Linked DNA regions of Homo sapiens: region 1 is linked to region 2. Evidence: read pairs that join two places in POLR2A ChIA-PET (ENCODE). Cell type or tissue: MCF 10A. All regions are shown on one strand. Each heading gives the region's core, and the rest is flanking DNA. Links, peaks and the distances in the headings are about the cores only.

Region 1 (9,343 bases), core at 1-8,000, 330 kb after region 2:
GTTGTGGGTTGTCGTCTCTGGTTTCTACTGTGCCCACAGATGTCTGCATTCGTGCCATGGTCTCTGGCTTGGACTGTGGCTTTAGTGCTCCCTTTATTAGGTTTATTATCACAGAAGTTCTTTCCTGGTTATCTGCCCCCTCTCAGCAACTTCATGCTGTTCTAGGGCCTCACAACACATGCTAATGCTTCCTGGGATTCTCACAAATTAGGCATGGGCCTGAGATGCTCCCAGGGCCCCCTGCTTAGGCATACCCAGCTGCCATTTCTACTTGACTGCTACCATACTTTCTCATCATGGAAGATTATTTAGACCTTATCCACAGACAGATTCTCCCCTCTCTCAGAACCTCCAAACCTATCTGGGGTCCTAATCCCTCCCTATCCCTGGGTTGAGGGGATGGGAGAATGAGAGAGAGTCCCTTCTCAGAGACCCACACTAGAAGCTAACAGCATGCAGTGTTCTCCTCCCCACTCCAAGCCTGGCATATACCTTCTTTCCAACTCTTTCAACAGAGGAAGGTGAGGCCCAGAGAGGTGAAGTAAGTTACCCAAGATCACATAACAGAGGCAGGTGGTCTGACTTCAGAGTGGCTATGCTTACCCCTGTATTAGAGGACCAAGACTGAGAGAGTTGACACACAGCAGGATGCAGCCAGGGGACCCTTCACCATGTGGACTGAATACTTCTAGCTTACATGCTGTCCTATGGGATGGAACACATGTCTAAGTCCACAGTCTGTCCCATGGATGGGTGCATAAGAAATGGAATGAGAACTGAATTCTGGGCTGCAAAGTCTTGTTTGTTTGTTTACTTTGAGATGGACTCTTGCTCTGCCGCCCAGGCTGGAGTGTAGTGGCGTGATCTCCGCTCACTGCAGCCTCCACCTCCTGGGTTCAAGCAATTCTTCTGCCTCAGCCTCCCAAGTAGCTGGGATTACAGGCGCCCACCACCATGCCTGGCTAATTTTTTTTTTTTTTTTTTTGTATTTTTAGTAGAGACGGGGTTTCACCATGTTGGCCAGGCTGGTCTCAAACTCCTGACCTCAAGTGATCCTCCTGCCTTGGCCTCCCCAAGTGCTGAGATTACAGGCGTGAGCCACTGCGCCCAGCCGAGGGTCCCGTTTTAGATGCACTGACAGGGTTGCTCCTCATAGGAATCCTCCTGTGAATGCTTTATAGCAATGAAGACTCCAATGAAGACTTAAAAAGGAAGATCATTTCTGGAACTGAATTCATCATAAAAACTGGATTTTCCCATCTGGAATATTTGAATCCAAGGCTTTAGTTTCCCTGGAGGTAGTATGCTGGGAACAGTTGTAAATTAGAAAATGTTCCTGCATTTGAGGAATGGGGCTAAGATTGACTGCCTGGGCTGTGATGGCAGATACGTAGCTGGAGCTGGAGTGACGGCTGGGAAAGTCTCTTTGGTTTTGTTTCCTTCCTCTGTAGGACAAGGGGTTCTGAATACCCCTTGGTGTGGAGCATGTGGAGTGATTGGAGTAAGGGTGGAGCCTCAGCTTCCTCAGGGCCAGCTCTGGAAACATAGGTACCCCTGCTCCTCACACCCACACATGTATCCACACGTACCAAGGGGACTCTGTGGGGGCCAGTCCTTTCTGACCTGGGGTGATCACTATGGATAAATGAATGGAGAGGAGTCACTCCCAGCCTGTCCCACAGTGCTACAGCTACCTTGGCCCTCCCGAGTGGAGGTTTGAGAGAAGGTAGGGTTGATCCAGAAAGTATGGCGCTAAACTAGTCACCTCTGACGAACACTCTTGGCTCCTTCCTGGCAGTGCTTCACCACTGATACCCTACTACACAGGTTTATGCACTTACTCTGGGCTTGAGGATCACCTGGAGAACTGGTTTAAAGGGCAGAAAAACCTGCCCCCAGGGAGTTATTAGATTGAGAGTGGACCCAGGAATCTGCATTTTTCTTGAGCCAATTTATTTTTAAAGTTAAAAAATTTGAATATGTAATACATTCATGTGAATTGATACCCAAAAGATACAAAGGGGTATAAGGTGAAAAATTATTCTAACCCATCCCTCAGTGACCTAGTTCCCTTCCTCTGAGGTGACCAATTTCTTGTGTATCTTTCCTGAGATAATCTATACATATAGCACCATATACAAGCAAATGAAATATGTTTTATTTATTTTTTTGAGACTGGGTCTCACTCTATCACCCAGGCTGGAGTGCAGTGACACCATCTTGGCTCTCCGCAACCTCTGCCTCCTGGGCTCAGGTGATCCTCCCACCTTAACCTCCAGAGTAGCTGGGACTACACGCTCACACCACCACACCCACCTAATTTTTGTTTTTTTGTAGAGACGGGGTTTCACCATGTTGCCCAGGCTGGTCTCAAACTCCTGAGTTCAAGTGATCTGCCCACCTCGGCCTCCCAAAGTGCTGAGATTACAGGCGTGAGCCTCCACGCCCGGCCCCAAAATCTGTTTTAAAAGCAGACATTTCTTGGTGATTCTAATAAAGGGGGTTCTCAGACATATTTGGAAAAATATATCCCTACTTTTATGCCAGACCCTGTGCTGGGTCCCCGGGCTGTGTGACCTGACACTGCACAGTCCTGCTTAGAATGCTTAAAGAGAGTTAATAAGGTACCACCTTCTATGCCATAGGCGGGGAGCAAAGGGGCTCCAGTGGGCCCTGCCTAGGAGGCCTGAAGCTAGAGCTGCTGAGGGCAGGGCTGTGCTGCAAAGAAAATGTCTGAGAGCTGCAGGCGTTTCATCTTCTGTCATCAGCTGTGGCACCTGGCAGACACTGGATAGGCTTGTAGACAAAGACCTGGTAACTCAAGGAGCTGCTTGGCCTTCCTGCCCAGTCCCATCCCAGAGGCACTGTACATCTCTGGTTTCTTCAGGGGGCCCTGTGTGGAAGTATCTTTTGTCTTCCTGGTGTCAGGGATATCATCACGTGCCTGTTGGCTAGGCGAGCCCGGCGCCCAGTCTCCTAGGATGGGGAGAGTAATGTTCCCGAGCAGAACAGGGTGGGGCTTTCAGACTACTCCCTTTCCTTTACAGCTGGCTTCATTCCATCGACCTCATCAAAGCCTTCCTGGGAGCACCCTAGAGAAGAGTTACGTCCAGGCCGGGCCCTGGCTGCCTGGTTCACGGCGGAATCCCCAGCACCACGCCTCGCACGTCGGGCTCAAAGCATGTTTAGTGAAGGAGTAGGTACCTACTGCTAGATGGAGCCATCTCTCTAGACTTGGGGTTTCCCTATAACGATGGCTATGTTTGGCATGGAAGCCTCTTTAGAAGTCAATAGTAGGAAATAAGGGCTAACAGCACCTAATTGTGGAGTAAGGTTCAAATCCTAGCTCTGCCACTTAACCGTTCCGAACCTGTTCCCTCACTGCAGAGGCGAAAAGGCTAACACTATTTCACCTCGGAGGGTTACCGTGGAGAATGGAAGCTGGACAAGCTGTATCAGTTCAGTAGTAAAACACACACACACAAGCGCCCCACCCCCACCCCACCCCACCCCAGGAATGAACACACACACCCGCGCGCGCACATACACCTCAGGAATGAACACACGCGCGTACACACACACGCAGCCCCCCCCAGGAGTGAACACACACACACACGCCCCGTTCTGTTGTTCCCAGGAACACACACAGAGACGCACACACTCGCCCGGTTTTGTTTTTTCCAGGCTTTTTAACTGGGGTCTTTCACTCGGCTTAGGGCACCGCTGCCTGAAAGACCTTTCTAGGCCAGTCGGGGTCCGGCACCCAGTTGACGAGACAGCGCGGCGCTTTCAGAGCTGGGGAGAGGCGAAAACTCTTCCGGCCCCCCGATCCCCCGGCCAGCCGCCCCCGGCAGCTCCTTGCCGCCTCCCGGCCTGGGCCCGCCCAGCCGTTCTCGGCCTGCCGTCAGGCGATCTCGGCGGCCAGCCCAGCCGCGATGTGACGCCGCGCGCCCCGGGGTCCTCGGCGCCTGCGCCCTCTCCTATAAAGCAGACGCCGCGCCGCGCTGCGACGCTGTAGTGGCTTCGTCTTCGGTTTTTCTCTTCCTTCGCTAACGCCTCCCGGCTCTCGTCAGCCTCCCGCCGGCCGTCTCCTTAACACCGAACACCGTGAGTAGCCGCCCACTGAACTGGAAAGGGTCGTGGCTACCGGATTGCGTGCCGGCTGGCCTCACCGCTGCGGTTTGGGCCTGCCCGCGGCGGGCGGTGACTGGGCCTGGCCTTCTTTCGGGCCCGGTGGATCGCGTTGTCGACCCTGTTCTTCGGGAGACCCTACCAGGTTCCGTTCACCTGCCCCGCCCCCGACTCAGCGAGGCCTCCTCTGGCCGGGCGTCCTCACGGCGCTCCATAAGTGAGCCGAACCCCGGGCTGGGCCTTCTCTGCACCGGCCGAGCGTCAGCCGGCGCGGAGCTCGGCTGCAAGGCCCAGGCTGCGGCCGGGGGCCTCTCTTGGTCTTAAGCCTGCTGTCCCGGGGACCAGGGCGGGGGTGGCGGCGGGGTTGTGAATGGGGGTCCCTTGGCTGTCGTGAGCGTGGGCGTGTGTCGGTGTCTGGCTTTTGTTGTGGTCGGGAGGGAGAGCTGCGGTGGTGGTCTGAGGCCGCCCGGTTCTTGGCTCCCATCCTTTCTCCACCGTGTCTGGCGTCACTAGCTACCGGTCGGTCCTGGCTAACCGTGTGCGGGCGCCGGCTTTCTGCACATAGCCGCCTGCTCCATCTGAATATTTCTTAGCGTTGTTTTGCCATGACTTGGAGTCGTTGAGCAGATACCATCGTCAGAGTGGTGTGACTTGTAGGAGCCTTAACTGTGTATAACTTAACTCTAGGTATCTGGCTTTTAAAGAAATAGGACGTCTACCTGCTTTGATTCACTTTTAATGGAAACTTCACGTTTGGGTTTTAGGGACATGCATTTTTCCTTTAGAGCGTGACAGTAGAATGTATCCGTTTCATAGAACAATACCGTCTCCTCCACTGTGCAGTCTAAAAAGCAGTGTCAGAATTTCGGGTCACTTAAAGCGCAGGGGTTTTTTTTTCTATATGATGTGATAGAACCCGCTTTATGCTGGCCATGGAGAATTATTTACAAGTGCAGGAGCCTTTAGGCCTCTTTCTTTAGAATGGAATTGTTTTGAAAGCATTTCAAATAAATATTTCATCCATTATTACTTAAAAATTTTGCACTTTATTCTACTGTAACACTAAAACTTATCTTTGAGTTTAGTATTACCAAGTGCATCGAATTACAGATTAACCGATTGACCAGCTGCTATTTAGTAAGGTCTCAACTCCCTTAAGAGTAACCCAATCCACAAACTTGACTATGACTAAGCACTTATCTTGAGTTATTTGAAAGAAATATGAAACGGTCGTCTTGCTTTTAGAGTAATTTTAATCAACTGCATTGTTAGATTTGTGATTCTGCACTGTTCATTTCAGTACTATCTAATATAAAAATTACATGTTTAAATGTTTTATAATTAAAAATTGGGCTCAGGTTAAAATATTTTCTTTTGGAGATACCTTTTGTTGTGGTCTTGTCACAGGAAGGGTCCTCTACTCTGCATCCTTCTCCATTAAGCAGGGACAACTGCATTATTGGCAAGCGCTAAGCAACATGGAGAAGCAGACATGTTTGTGAATCGCAAAGTGAAATCTGATTCTCTCCAACTATGGATGAGTGAGAGTAGGATATTTCAGTGGCTGGTTTTAAAACATGCTTTACTTTTTTGCTTCCTTTGCCTAACAACCTGTTTGCTTTGGGGTTGGCGACAATTGTCTCAGAGAAGCTGAATGAATATTTTAACCGATGTAATGGGTCATAAGTCTTTGAACATAAAATGGGTGTGATGCATGTTTTAAATGCCAAATGATACACTTTTGGGAAAATATATGCGATTTGTAATACAACACACCTAGAAAACTTCAGAGGTGCCATAAGTTAATAGTGACATCACCGGATTATGAATACTTGAGAAGCATGGGCCTTTTAAAAGTTGTATGTGAGTTTTAAGAGGCCTTGAATTAATCTGTACCAGGTATTGCTATTCTTTTTGTTGTTGTTGTTTTCCTTGTTTGTATGTTTTCTTTTTTAAAAAAAGAATTTGAAGATGGTAAGAAATTGTTGGACTTTTAATTTTAAATGCCTTTTTTTTTTTTTTTGCCAGAACTCAAGTCCTTTGAAATTAAATGCTTAACTTTTTATGTAAGATTATATCTTTTTCCTAACGACTCATAATTAATCTGAATTAATAAATGCGTTTTCAGAGCAAGTAATAGGTTATTATTATGGAGATCTTGCCAAGAGATCTCAAAGTTGGTCACCTGGACAGTCAGTACTGAAAGATAAAAAGGGCTCTGAAATGAAGCTTTTAAGTAGATTTAGGGAATTGTACTCACATCTGCTTATCTTTAAATCATTTTATTCTCTTGTATATGGTCTTGCATTGCCTCAGACATAAATGAGCATATTCTGATGTACTCTTTGGATCTGAACTCATCTTCACAGGTAGGACTCACTGTGGGGAAAATTTCTATCTTATTTAGTAGCGTTGTTTGTTTTGGACTGACCTTCCTCAGGTTCGCATGTAGTTAATTGTGGCAGTTAACTGTTCAGATGGAGTCCAGTATTCAGTGGGAGACGAAAGGCAGGCAGAAAGCAAATACAAATATGTATGTTTTATTAAATTTATACCAATAGTGAGTTCAGTAGGGCAGGCCTTAAAAGCTTCTGTTCCTAGTAGTTATACTTTGAAAAAATTTTAATAGAAATACTCGGAGACTAACTTGTGAATAACTGCTTACAACAGTGCTTTACAGGGTTATGTATTGTAGGTTCTTAGAACTTTGTGGTCAATAAGTTAGAGCCTTCTGATGGACTGTAGTTGATGAAATGTCATGTAGAACTCTCTCTCTTAAATTTTATATTTAATGTCCTTTTTTTTTAGATGCCTTCAATTAAGTTGCAGAGTTCTGATGGAGAGATATTTGAAGTTGATGTGGAAATTGCCAAACAATCTGTGACTATTAAGACCATGTTGGAAGGTAAGTTCATTGGAAAACCTGGGTGGGAGGAAATGTGTAATTTGAGATAGTTTGTGAATATCAAATTTATATGAGCAGCAGCCTGTCATAAGGTGCTTGAGAGTATGAAGAGGTAAAGTTTACATTTTTTTCTTTATAACTTACATTTTTCTGATACAGGTCATCCTTTCTGCATTGTCTGAATTAGTGAGGGTCGTTCTCTCATTAAATGGATAAAATCATAAGGTAAAATAAACATTGAAGTGATTGCCAAGCCTTAGGCAATGGTTAATTTCTGTTCAAGTAAATTTGAATTCATAAGTTCCAGTGATAGAAATTAAGGTCTTTGGAAAAGAGATACCGTCCTATAATGGTGGCTGAATAGAACACCTTATTTCAGTGGAGGGAGTGAGCTCTGTGGATTGCTGTGTAGATTTTATTTATTGATTGATTTATTTGAGACAGAGTCTCACTCTTGTCCAGGCTGGAGTGCAGTGATGCAGTCACGGCTCACTGCAGCCTCAACCTTCTGGGCTCAGTCAGTCTTCCCACCTCAGCCTTCCGAATAACTGGGACTACAGGCACGTGCCACCACATCCAGCTGATTTTTTTGAGACGGATTTTTTTGCTCTTGTTGCCCAACCTGAAGTGCGATGGTGCAGTCTTGGCTCACTGTAACCTCCGTCTCCCTGGTTCAAGCGATTCTCCTGCCTCAGCCTCCCGAGTAGCTGGAATTAGAGGCATGTGCCACCAAGCCCGGCTAATTTTGTATTTTTGTTAGAGACGGGGTTTCTCCATGTTGGTCAGGCTGGTCTCGGACTCCCGACCTCAGGTGATCCGCCCACCTCGACCTCCCAAAGTGCTGGGATCACAGGTGTGAGCCACCGCGCCCTGCCCCAGCTGATTTTTTAATTTTCTTTTTTTTTTTTTTTTTGAGACGGAGTCTTGCTCTGTTGCCCAGGCTGGTGTGCAAGTGGCATGATCTCAGCTCACTGCAACCTCTGCCCCCCGGGTTCAAGTGATTCTCCTGCCTTAGCCTCCCGAGTAGCTGGGATTACAGGTGCATGCCACCATGCCTGGCTAATTTTTGTATTTTTTAGTAGAGATGGAGTTTTACCATGTTTGTCAGGCTGGTCTCGATCTTCTGACCTTGCGATCCACCCGCCTGAGGCTCCCAAAGTGCTGGGATTACAGGCATGAGACACCACGCCCAGCCTAAATGTTTTTATAGAGACAGGATCTCCCTATGTTACCCTGGTTGTTCTCGCACTCTTGGACTCAAGCCATCCTCCCACCTCGGCACCCCAAAGTACTGGGAAGAGCCACATTACAGGCATGAGCCACTCTGCCAGGCAGAATTTTTTTTTTTTTTTTTAAACAAGCTTTCTCTTTTGTCTGTTTTGTCATTCCTCTGAAACTACTACAAAGTATATATGCAGCATAAGGAAGTGACTTAGAAAACAGGTCTTGAAACTTTCGCTAGTTAATGTGGATCTCTTTTTAGTGTTACCAGTGGGGTGATACAAATCAGTGTCTGGAATTGATGAAAAAAACTTAGTAGTATTGAGTGTTCTTTAGTACTTAAATGTCAGAGGTTTTTTATGTAGGGAAAGATCAGTAGATTATAAATACTTGAACGAAGAGAAGGGTTATGTGCCAAGCTTTGGTGCTGGTGAAAAGAAGGTAAGTGAGACATGGCCTTTGCCCTTGAAGAATTTATAAACTAGGAGGGAAGTCAGACACAAACAAGGCAAACTTGTCACATGGTGTAATTAGTGCATTAATAAAGTTGCGCGCCAAGTGGCGCTGTGGGAACATCTTGGCTAGTGTTATTCTTGAGTCTTGAAGAGATTGCAGTATGTAATACTGGTGAGGATATTTCTTTTATTTATTTATTTTTTTGAGACTGAGTTTTGCTCTTGTTGCCCAGCCTGGTGTGCAGTGGTACAATCTCAGCTCACTGCCACCTCTGCCTCCCGGCTTCAAGCACTTCTCCTGCCTCCGCCTCCCAAGTAGCTGGGATTACAGGCATGTGCCACCATGCGAGGCAAATTTTGTATTTTTAGTAGAGACGAGGTTTCTCCATGTTGGTCAGGCTGGTCTCAAACTCCTGACCTCAGGTGATCCGCCCACCTCAGCCTCCCAAAGTGCTGGAATTACAGGCATGAGCCACTAAGCCCAGCCGAGGTGATATTTCAAATCTAGTAAAATTAGAATGTTTTGGGAGATCATTCTGAAGTAAAGTAGACAGGGTGTGCTAGGGAAAGTGAAAATACGGTTTTTAGTTGGGGTGGGATGGAATTGTGATACTGTAGTTGGTAGAGCTGA
Region 2 (10,946 bases), core at 1,396-9,395:
AGGGTTCCTGGAGAATTCCTGGGAATCCTAAAGGGAAAGAATGGAGTGGGAAGACTTGCTAATTGCACAGATCCAAGTAAGGTTTGCTCACACTTCCTTCTGTTTCTTCTGTTTCTGTCATCCCATCTTTACCCTGCCACATGTATCCAGTGGGATGAGGTGGCCTCCTCTAAAGGAGGATGAGCATTCATTCAGTAAATATTTCCTATGTGCCTACTATGTGCCAAACTCTGTAGAAAACATATTATTTGGCATTCAGGGAGGACAAAACCAGCAGCTTCTGCCTTCTGGGCTCCAGGCAGAAATTGCAGCTTGGGTTTGGAACAGAGGGAAAATCTGCTCAGGTCTGTGTTCATGGCTGAAGACACTGCCCTGGAAAGATCCAGACTTGGCTCTTCCTGGGGTGCACTACAAACACATGCCTGGGAGAGGCACCCCTCTGGAGCCTTAGCCAGCCAGTTCGGAGACGGTACTGCCCAGTCCCAGGAGATGTCTGGATAATGTGCCAGCCAGGCCACCTGTCCCTCTTAGACTCTCAGATCCAGCCTGGTGGCTACAGATGGCAAAAGGAAATGAAGATCCCTGGGGCCTCCAAACGCTTCCCCGGAAACTGGCAGCAGCCAATAACTCCAGCCAAGTCAAGGGCCAGCCCAACCAGAGTCAAAGTGTGACACGCCCCATTCTGAGCTGAAAGGCCTGGCCCAATCCAAGGACCACCAAGAACTGAAGGTGTTGGCTCTAAGTCAAGTTGAGCAGTATAAGCAAAACCCTTACTTTCACCTTTCCCAGGGTTTCTGATCAATCAAAGCAAATCTCCCCACATCTGATAGTCTTACAAAGACCCTTTCCTTGTATTTACTGATTTATTTTTATTTGTTATTTATTTATTTTTTAGACACGGGGTCTCACTCTGTCACCTAAGCTGGAATGCAGTGGTGCAATCGATCATAGCTCACTGTGGTCTCAAGCTCATCTTGGGCTCAAGTGATCCTCCTGCCTCAGCCTCCTGAGTAGCTGGGACGGCAGGCATGAGCCACCATGTCCAGCTAATTTTTTATTTTTTATAGAGACAGGGTCTCACTATGTTGTTCAGTCTGGTCTTGACCTCCTGGTCTCAAGTGATACTCCTATCTCAGCCTCCCATGGTGCTGAGATTACAGATGTGAGCCACCATACCTGGCCCCATGTATTTACTGATTCACAGTCACCCTGGAGGTAACTTGGCTTATATTAGAAATAGCATTACATTGGGGCAGGGTATGGTGGCTCATGCCTGTAATTCCAACAGGTTGGGAGGCTGAGGCAGGAGGATTGCATGAGCCCAGGTATTCGAGGCTACAGTGAGCTAGAATTGCTCTACTGCACTACAGCCTGGGTTACAGAGCAATACCATGTCTCTAATAATAATAATAATAAAAAGTATGGGGCTGGGTGCGGTGGCTCATGCCTGTAATCTCAGCACTTTGGGAGGCCGAGGTGGGCGGATCACGAGGTCAGGAGATCGAGACCATCCTGGCTAACATGGTGAAACCCCGTCTCTACTAAAAATACAAAAAAATTAGCCAGGCGTGGTGGCGGGCGCCTGTAGTCCCAGCTACTTGGGAGGCTGAGGCAGGAGAATGGCGTGAACCCGGAAGGCAGAGTTTGCAGTGAGTCGAGATCGCACTGGGCGACAGAGCAAGACTCCCTCTCCAAAAAAAAAAAAAAAAAAGTAGCATACATTTACAAACACACCATGAAGGCTCTACGCTAAGGCAGTGAGCCTCAGATCCAGATCTCCCTTCACTGGATTTAAGCCCATTTAGGAAGACAGGTCCTTAAGCATATGCAGGATGGTCAAGGTACAACAAGCCATCTGAGGATCCTGAAGGTTGAAATGGGCAAGAGAGTTTCTTGAGAAAGGCCTGGAGGTGGACCTGCATAGTGACGGTGATTCATATGAGATGGGGTTGGGGGTAGGGGAGAAGTGGAGGTGGGAAGATACAGGGGAAGTCAAAGTCAGACAGATGGATGGTGTCTGCCTGGTTTATAGCATGCAGTGGGGTATGGAGCATGATGCTAACCCCTGGGGGCTCCTTCTGAGGAGGGAACTGCCCTTTGTTCCAGAAACTACATTTGTGAGCTGCTTGAAGTGAAGGTGAGACCCTGCAGTTGCCTCACATTGGAAGGAGATGAGAGCGTGCAGCTCTAAATCCAGGAACCCTCCCCCACCCCCCGCTGTGAGACCCTCTGATGTGGGCACAAGGATGGCAGTTTAAGAATAGCCATTACAGCATTGTTTGTAACAGTGAAAATGTGGAAACAGACTGAATGTCCATTCACTGAAGGACTAACTAAATAATGCACAGTGCAAATAGAACAAAGCAGCCAGCTGGGCGTGGTGGCTCACGCCTGTAATCCCAGCATTTAGGAGGCTGAGGTGGATGGATCGCCTGCGCCCAGGAGTTTGAGACCAGCCTGGGCAACGTAATGAAACCCTGGCTCTATAAAAAAATACAAAAAATTAGGCCAGGGGCGGTGGCTCATGCCTGTAATCCCAGCACTTTGGGAGGCCGAGGTGGGCGGATCACCTGAGGTCAGGAGTTCAAGACCAGCCTGACCAACATGGTGAAACCCCGTCTCTACTAAAAATACAAAATTAGCTGGGCATGGTGGCACATGCCTGTAATCCCAGCTACTTGGGAGGCTGAGGCAGGAGAATTGCTTGAACCCGGGAGGCGGAGGTTGCAGTGAGCCAAGATTGCGCCATTGCACTCCAGCCTGGGCAAGAAGAGCGAAACCCCACCTCAAAAAAAAAACAAAAAAATTATCTGGGCGTGGTGGTGTGCACCTGCAGTCTTAGCTACTTGGGAGGCTGAAGTGGGAGGATTACTTGAGCCCAAGACTGCAGTGAGCCGTGACTGCACCACTACACTCTGGCTTGAGCAATAGAGTGAGACCCTGTCTCAAAAAAAAAAAAAAAAAAAAAAGAAAGAGAGAGAGAAAGAAAGAAAAGAAAAACGAACAAGATAGCCAAAGAAGTGGCATTGTGCAGTTTTGTATACCTGGTGTAAAAAGAACCTTAAGAAAAGTGTTGGCTGGGCGCGGTGGCTCACACCTGTAATTCCAGCACTTTGGGAGGCATAGGCAGGCGGATCACGAGGTCAGGAGATCGAGACCATCCTGGCTAACATGGTGAAACCCCGTTTCTACTAAAAACACGAAAAATTAGCCGGGCGTTGTGGCGGGCGCCTGTGGTCCCAGCTACTCGGGAGGCTGAGGCAGAAGAATGGTGTGAACCTGGGAGGCGAAGATTGCAGTGAGCCGAGATCGGGCCACTGCATTCCAGCCTGGGCGACAGAGCCAGACTCTGTCTCAAAAAAAAAAAAAAAAAAAAAAAGAGAAGTGTTAAGTGACAGACAACTTTCAGGGTAATATGTGCAGTATGATCCCACTCATAGTAAAAAAAAAAAAAAAAGCAAACAAAACAAACAAAAAAAAAACCCTACAAAATGAAAGTTTACATTTTTCTCTGAACACACACAGAGACACAAACATGTGCATTTTTGTACGGGAAAAAAAGGTCTGGAAATGTATGTACCGAATTCATGAATTTGCTTGTACTGGAGTATGTAGGGAGCAAGACTGGGAAGGGGGGAAGGGCAGGGGCAGGAGCTGTGGAGATGGAGGGGAGGAGTCGACCTTGGGGTTACTGGGGGAACCCAAGAAGCCCTCTGCATTTGGGCAGTGCTGGTTGCCCCGCAGGTGCTTGGAATCCACCCAGGGACAGAAACATCATTGGTGTGGCAAGGACACGCTTCTCCTGGTAGGAAGGGGCAAGAAACCTGCCCTCTAGGCTAGCCTCAGGGCTGCCCTCTGTGTGGCCTGGGGCCTGTTTGGCTCTCTCTGGGCCCCAGGATTAGGGTCTCTCTGGGCTGTTTCAGCTGGACCAGTCTCAGATCCTAAATGCATTCTAGAGCCTTCTCATGGACGTTGGGCTCCAGCAGGGGCACAGAAAAGCCTCACTAGGCCTTTGGCCTGCTGAGACTTGGGTGGGCAGCCTGGGGCTGGAAGCTGTGTGGGAAGAAAGTTTCTGAGCGGCATGGCCTCCAGGAGGTGCTCCCTCCTCCAGCAGGTGGAGTGCCCTTTCTTCCCAACAAATTCAATCTGAGAATACCTGGCCCAGCCTGGCTCCTGAGACAGCAGAGTGGGGACAATTCATTACCTGGTGGAGTCTAAACAGTTCATGAGAACTCACTGAGTTGGGGCTCTGGGCTGGCCTCAAGGGAAGCGGAGATTGCCTGAGGCCAGGGCTTGGGCTCTAGGCCTGCAGGGAAGCTGGTGCGAGCTGTGCTCAGGGACAGATCTGTGCTGCAGACGCAGTAGCTCTGAGCCAAGAACTGGGCCGGCTTCAGGCTACAGAGATGTGTTACATCAGGATGGGGGAGGGGCAGACACCAGATTCTAACAGGGTCAAGTATGTGGACAGATCAAGGCTTAGAGTGGGGTGAGAAGCAGCAAGGCCAGCTGGCCCTGAGATGCCTCACCCTAGTCAAAGCTTCATTAACGGTGTCCTGGCCTTGATCTGCCTCCCACTGCTGGGAGTGTCTCCAGTGTACAAGGTGGCTGCCTTGGGAGCCTCCTTCAGGCACTAGTGAGCAAGCTGTTCTTCCCTCAGGGCCTTGGGCACAGTGACTTGTGAGGCTGGGGTGGCCCTGGGTACTGTGATTGCTGGATATTCTAGGACCTGTGGCTCTGGCACACAGTGAGCTGTCTCCAAATATGCTGGACCTCCATCCCGTGTGCTAGGGAAGAGACTTGGACACAAATTGGCACTGGATGCCCATGTGAAGGAGACGCTTGGAAACAAGAAATTCTTGTTGAGTTGATCCCCAGCTAGGCCAGCTCTAGGCAGATTATCTACCTAACACAGCTCCTCTAGGAGAGTGCTACAGAAAAAAGAAACCTATGTTATCTGGCATCCGGGTTGGGCAGGAGAGGCAGATTCCTGGGGGGGCAAAGAGGCTGCCCTAGAGAGCGTCTACCACTGGACATCTAGCTCCCTTGCCTCCCTGATCCTCAACTGCCCTCGGAGCTCAAGGAAAGGCAAGCAGCTCCTAGGTGTCCAGTCCTCTGGCTGATCAGACTAGGAGGGCACACCTAAGGAGAAGCAGACACCATCTTTGCCCCAGAAGACCTCACAGCCCAGGTGGGGAGGTGAGATTCCTAGGCTGGAAACAAGATGAGGTAGGACATGACTCAGTGCTGAAGTATTTGCTTTGGCCCTTTGTGTGAGTGAGGGGCGGAGGAAGCCAGGAAGGAGCTGCTAGTGTGGGGGCAGAAGGAAGAGAGAAGGTGCATTTGTGTGTACCCATATGCGTGTGTGTGTGTGTGTGTGTGTGTGTGTATGTGTGGTGTGTCGTGTGTCTGCATGTGTCACATCTGAGGTCATATCTCTGGATTCCCCCCACCTTCTGTGCTATTTGCCCAGACAACCTAAAAATAATTTCCATTTAACTTTAGGATTCGTTATTTGATGCACTAGATGCTTGCCCAGCAGATATACTTTTCCACCCACACTTTATGTAAGATCAACATCAAGTTAAAATGAGTCTGCATTATTTATGCATATACAAGGAGGCTAGTAGGCAAAAGGCAGACTAGAGCAGCCTGGATTTCACTGGAAAGTTTATATAAAAATGGTCCCTGGACAGGGCCAGTGGCTCATGCCTATAATCCTAACACTTCGGGAGGCTAAGGGAGGAGGATTGCTTGAGTCTAGGTGTTTGAGACCAGCGTGGGCAACATAGTGAGACCTTGTCTCTTAAAAAATACAAAAATTAGCTGGGCATGGTGGCACTTGCTTGTAGTCCTAGATACTCTGGAGGCTGAGGTGGGAGGATTGCTTAAGCCTGGGAGATTGAGGCTGCAGTGAGCTGTGATCACACCACTGCCCTCCAGCCTGTGTGACAGAGCAAGAGCCCTATCTCAAAAAAAAAAAAAAAAGATTCCAAGGTGGATGACAAAATTGGACAGTGTGCCTGGATTGGTGATCACAGCATTGTTGGGGATAATGATAAAATGAAAAAGGACCCTCTATGGCTACTGGGAGTGTCAGCCCCTTATTTCACCCACACATGACATAGCAATGGGCACGTGGCCAGCACTCAGTGGATATTTACTGAACTCATATCTATCGATCTTTTCAATAGACATTGAGAAAAAATGTCCACATCTGTACAACATCTGCAAAGATGGAGGTAGATGATTGATAATTCATCATGGACAGAGGACAACTAAATGATAGATTGAGTTTAACGTTTAGTTTGTTAGACAGATGGCTAAGGGGTGATGCTGTTATCAGAGTAAAAGATCAAAGCCACTGAGGAATGATAGATTGATAAATAACTTATTGAAGCTTGATAAAGGGGTAGGAAGAGAAATAAATTGTGGTCAATAGATCCATGGTCAGGTTCAAATAAATAGGTAGATAGGTAAACAGAAATGTAGCGATAGAGCAAGAGAGACAGACAAGAGGGTGAGAGAGATACTGCGGTAGACACAATAATGCCCATCCCTAAAGATGTCTGCGCTGCACTCCCCAGAGCCTGTGAATACGTTCCCCGACATGGCAGAAGGCACTTTGCAGATATGATTAAATTAAGGGCCTTGAGAGGGAGGGATTATCCTGGATTGTCTAGTGGGCCCCGTCTAATCGCATGTCCTATCACTGACCTCTCTTTCACTGTGCTGCAGCCTCCCCTGTGCTCTTTTCAGTTCTTGATCATGCCAAGCTCGTTCCTGCCTCAGGGCCTTTGTACTCGCTGTTGTCTTTGTCTGCTCCTTTTCGTCACTCAAATCTCACTCAGTTCGCCTCCTTGCTTCTAGATTTTTGTCCTGAAACCTTGAGTACACTCTGTTCCTGGGGACTGGGTTGGGGTAATGGGATGTCCAAGCTCCTTGCCTATGCTGGCTGGCACTGTCCCCAGCCCCAAGTCCTGCCCAAGGTTGTGGAATGGAGCAGTGTGCATGAGTCATCAAGCCACAGACACAGTCCCCTTGTTGGAGGGACCTGAGCAATTACGTTGTGGCTAACTCCAAGGGCTAATGGCTCAATTGAAAGGGAAGGTTAGGAATTTCCCCAAGTTCCTCAGACTCATATGGCACCAAGAGGGAACTGGAGAGTGGCGGAGCTGGGAATGGTCTGTGTGGAAGATGCTGTGACCTCTCTGAGCACTGTCATGTCCCTAGCCTGAGCTGAGCCAGGCTGTGAAGAAGTAGATGGCACATCCCAGTCTCACAGGGGCCCATCACCCTTCGAGCATTCCTTTATTTACCCCACATCTAAGGAGCCCCTATTCTGTACCAGGCATCATGCTGCCCTAGCACAGGTTAGGCCTGCCCTGAAGGAGCCTTCAGTCTAGCCAGGGAGATAGGCTGGCCAGCAAAACTTACAGGTCTGCTGAATAAGTGTCCAGAACTGGGGACACACAGAGGGGGAGCCCGAGCAGGTGATGGGGCTCGAAGGCAGTGAGAGACCAGCTGGAGGGATGAGAGAAGGGCACACTGGGCAGCAGGAGCAGCCTGGCTGGGTCAGGTTCCTGGGCTGCTGTAACAAAGTGCCACAGGCAGGGTGGCTTACAGCAGCAGACACTTATTCCCGCTGTTCCGGAAAATAGACATCCCAAATTGAGGTGCTGCTAAAGCCATGCTCCCTCCAAGGCCTTTAGTGGGGGATCCTGCCTTGCCTCTTCCAGCTTCTGGCAGCCCCCGGCATTCCTTGCCTTTCGGATGCATAACTCTGGTCTCTGCCTTCATTTTCACCTGGCTGTCTTCCCTATAGTGTCTTGCTCTGTGGTCCAGGCTCAACTCCGCTGGCATGACCATGGCTTACTGCAGCTTCGACCTTCTGGGCTCAAGTTGATCCTCCTGCCTCAGTCTCCCAAAGAGCTGGGACTACAGGCACAGGCCACCATGCCCAGCTAATTTTTAAAAATTTTTTTGTGGAGACCGGGTCTGGCTATATTGCCCAGGCTGGTGATGAACTCCTGGGCTCAAGCAATCCTCGTGCCTCAGCCTCCCAAAGTGCTGGGATTATAGGTGTGAGCCACTGCACTTGGCCCTGTTTTTAAAAAAGTAAAAATAAAAATAAAAATGTTTTATTGCTGCATAATAGTTGTACCTATTTTGGGGGTACGGGTTATATTTGGACACATGTATACAATGTATAAAACCAAATCAAGATAGTTGGGATACCCATCACCTCAACAACTTTCCCTCTTCTAAGGACACCAGCCATACCAGAGTGGGGCCCACTCTAATGACCTTATTTTAACACTATTAAATCTGCAAAGACCCTGTTTCCAAATACAGTCACCTTTACAGGTACAGGAGGTTAGGATTTCAATGTATATTTTTGTTTTGTTTTGTTTTTGGTTTTTTTTTTGAGACGGAGTTTTGCTCTTGTTGCCCAGGCTGGAGCACAATGGCACGATCTCGGCTCATCGCAACCTCTGCCTCCTGGGTTCAAGCGATTCTCCTGCCTCAGCCACCCGATGAGCTGGGATTACAGGCATGCGCCAGCACGCCCAGCTAATTTTGTATTTTTAGTAGAGACGGGGTTTCTCCATGTTGGTCAGGCTGGTTTCGAACTCCCAACCTCAGGTGATCCACCTGCCTTGGCCTCCCAAAGTGCTGGGATTATAGGCGTGAGTCACCGTGCCCAGCCCAATGTATATCTTTGTTGTGCATGGCATGGAGACACAATTCAACCATAAGCATGGGCAAAGGCTTGGAAGGGTATGGAGCTCAGGGCAGAGCTCTCCACCGTTTGCCACCTCATTACCCACAGCCTTTTTACACATTTCCCCTGGTGACTCACCAGTCCTTACACCTGCCCGGCATGCTCGCACCTCCAGACTCTTGCTCCCATAGCCCCCGTGTCTGTCTCAACTGCTTTCTTTCTCAATTACCAGGCCCACCTCTTCAGGGAGCTCTCTCTGACTTGGAAGTGCCAGTCCCTTCCTCTGTTTTTTTTTTCTTTTTTCTTTTTTGAGACAGGGTCTCTTTCTGTTACTCAGGCTGGAGTGCACTGGAGTGATCATGGCTCATTCCAGCCTCAACCTCCTGGGCGCAAGCAATCCTCCCGCCTCAGCCTCCCAAAGTGTTAAGATTACAGGTGCAAGCCACCACACCAGGCCTCTTTCTCTGATTTCTGAGACTTTCACAGTCTGAGGGTTCATTTAGTCTACAGTGCCCAGGTAGGCATCTTTTTACCTGCCCCCTTCAGCTTCCTCCCTTCTCCATGCCAAGCCCAGGATCAGGGAACAAGAGACCTTGAGTCCAGCCGGATGCCATGGCTCACGACTGTAATCCCAGCACCTTGGGAAGCTGAAGTGGGTGGATTGCTTGAGCTCAGTTCAAGCCCAAGAGACCTTGAGTCCAGCCTCTCAGCCATTTCCAAATTTCCTCTGCACCCTCCCTGCCCAAGTTTCTCACCTGTGCTTGGATGTCCCCATGACCAGGGCATCTGGGCCACACTGTGTCTCCCAGGAGCTCCCTCCCACTGCTTGGAGCCCCATGGAGTCCACTTGGCTTCCCAGTAACCATGGCTGCAGTGGAGCATGACCCACACCTGAGGCCATCTGAGGGACTTGCAAATGGCTCCCTAGCCCAGGGGTCTCTTTTACCCACCTGCCACATGCCAGAAATTCCACCATTAGCAAGTCTGACAGCATCCACCCCTGATAAGGACAGACGCCCCAAGGAGAGACTCTGCCGCGAGTCGCTGGGCCAGTACTTGCTGCCAAGAGCCTGACAGCCTGTTGCTTGGTGACATCTCACTCAAGTCCTTCAGGAAACTTGCACCCCAAAGGCAGGAGGGGGCTGAAGGAGATGGGGCTCCTCTGCAGAGCTTTGTCCAGAGGCAGCAGGCTGAGAGGTGGGGGGGGGAATCTAAGGCAGCCCAATGACCCCACCCTGCCCAGGGGAGAGGCTCTCAGGCCCCACAAGCTCAGCCTCTTCCTGTCTCCCCACACCCCCTTTATTCCTGCACCTCCCTGGCTGGAGAACCGCCCCCTGCACACACTCCCAGCGGCTGGGCAGTTAGTGACCTTTGGACTGGGAAAGCACTGGAGCCTCCTGGGCCCCACACCCTGGCTGGCATTCACCGGGAGCAGGGAGAGTCCCAGAACTGTCACTCTCAGGCAGGCCCAGTCCCTGGTGTCCTCAAGTAGCCAGTCCTGTTCTCCCCTTTCTTCCATGGGGAGGAGCTGGGCACAGGGAAGAGGGCTGGGCCAGTCCTGGCCGGAGGCACTGTGCTGCCACTTGCCCTCAGCCCCACAGGTGCCCCTGGAGTCTGTGCAGAGGCCCGGGGCAGAAGCCCTGGGGGTGCTCCTACTTTCCTGCCAGAGGGGCTGGAGGATAGGATGAGGAAGTGTGCTCAGTGCAAGACCCCGAGAGTCCCAACAAGACTCATTTAGGAGGGTGAGCTAGCCCTGTCTAATAAGGAACTATTTCAGGTTTGCAGTAATCAAGTCTAGCTTGAGGCTGTCCCAAATAGTCAGATAATGGAAGCCAAATGTCTGCAACCATGATTTGGCTCCTGGGCCTAGCTGTTCAGTGCAGACCCAGTGAGGGGCCTCAGCCCTGCACCCAGCTTCCAGGCCCCCACCTCTACCTCAAGATATCAGTGCAGGCCCAGTCCTAGTAGGTCCTCTGGCTAATGAAGCCTCCTGGAGCCCATAGCCCTACCAATTCCAGTTAGAGCCCACATAGCAGACAGAACAAGATGCTTTTTTTTTTTTTTTAAATGGAGTTTCCCTCTGTTTCCCAGGCTGGAGTGCCATGGTGCGATCTCGGCTCACTGCAACCTCCGCCTCCTGGGTTCAGGTGATTCTCCTGCCTCAGCCTCCCAAGTAGCTGGGATTACAGGTGCCTGCCACCACACCTGGCTAATTTTTTTTTTT

Evidence for each region. Peaks named below come from ENCODE experiments on the same cell type or tissue, not always from the same donor. Only the 100,000 strongest peaks of a DNase experiment are listed, where the experiment ranks them.
Region 1: POLR2A ChIA-PET joins it to region 2 with 13 read pairs; 11 of 35 experiments call an interaction of 5 or more read pairs at or near these places.

Annotation. Positions count from the first base shown.
Region 1 is chr5:134,171,619-134,180,961 of GRCh38, reverse strand. It overlaps SKP1 (S-phase kinase associated protein 1), which reads left to right and starts at 4,012. Exons shown (of 6, transcript NM_170679.3): 1 at 4,012-4,107; 2 at 6,940-7,036. The coding sequence starts at 6,940. RefSeq lists enhancers at 2,594-3,108, 4,012-4,261, 4,352-4,631 and a silencer at 3,782-3,861. In MCF 10A, for the core only: no CTCF peak of the experiment used is centred there; DNase peaks (open chromatin) are centred at 3,061, 3,671, 4,001 and 5,611.
Region 2 is chr5:134,505,561-134,516,506 of GRCh38, reverse strand. It overlaps LINC01843 (long intergenic non-protein coding RNA 1843), which reads right to left and starts at 9,955. Exons shown (of 2, transcript NR_105045.1): 1 at 9,673-9,955; 2 at 7,277-8,101. RefSeq lists enhancers at 6,758-7,431, 9,687-10,341. In MCF 10A, for the core only: a CTCF peak has its summit at 4,099 (motif pointing right); DNase peaks (open chromatin) are centred at 4,416, 5,246 and 6,976.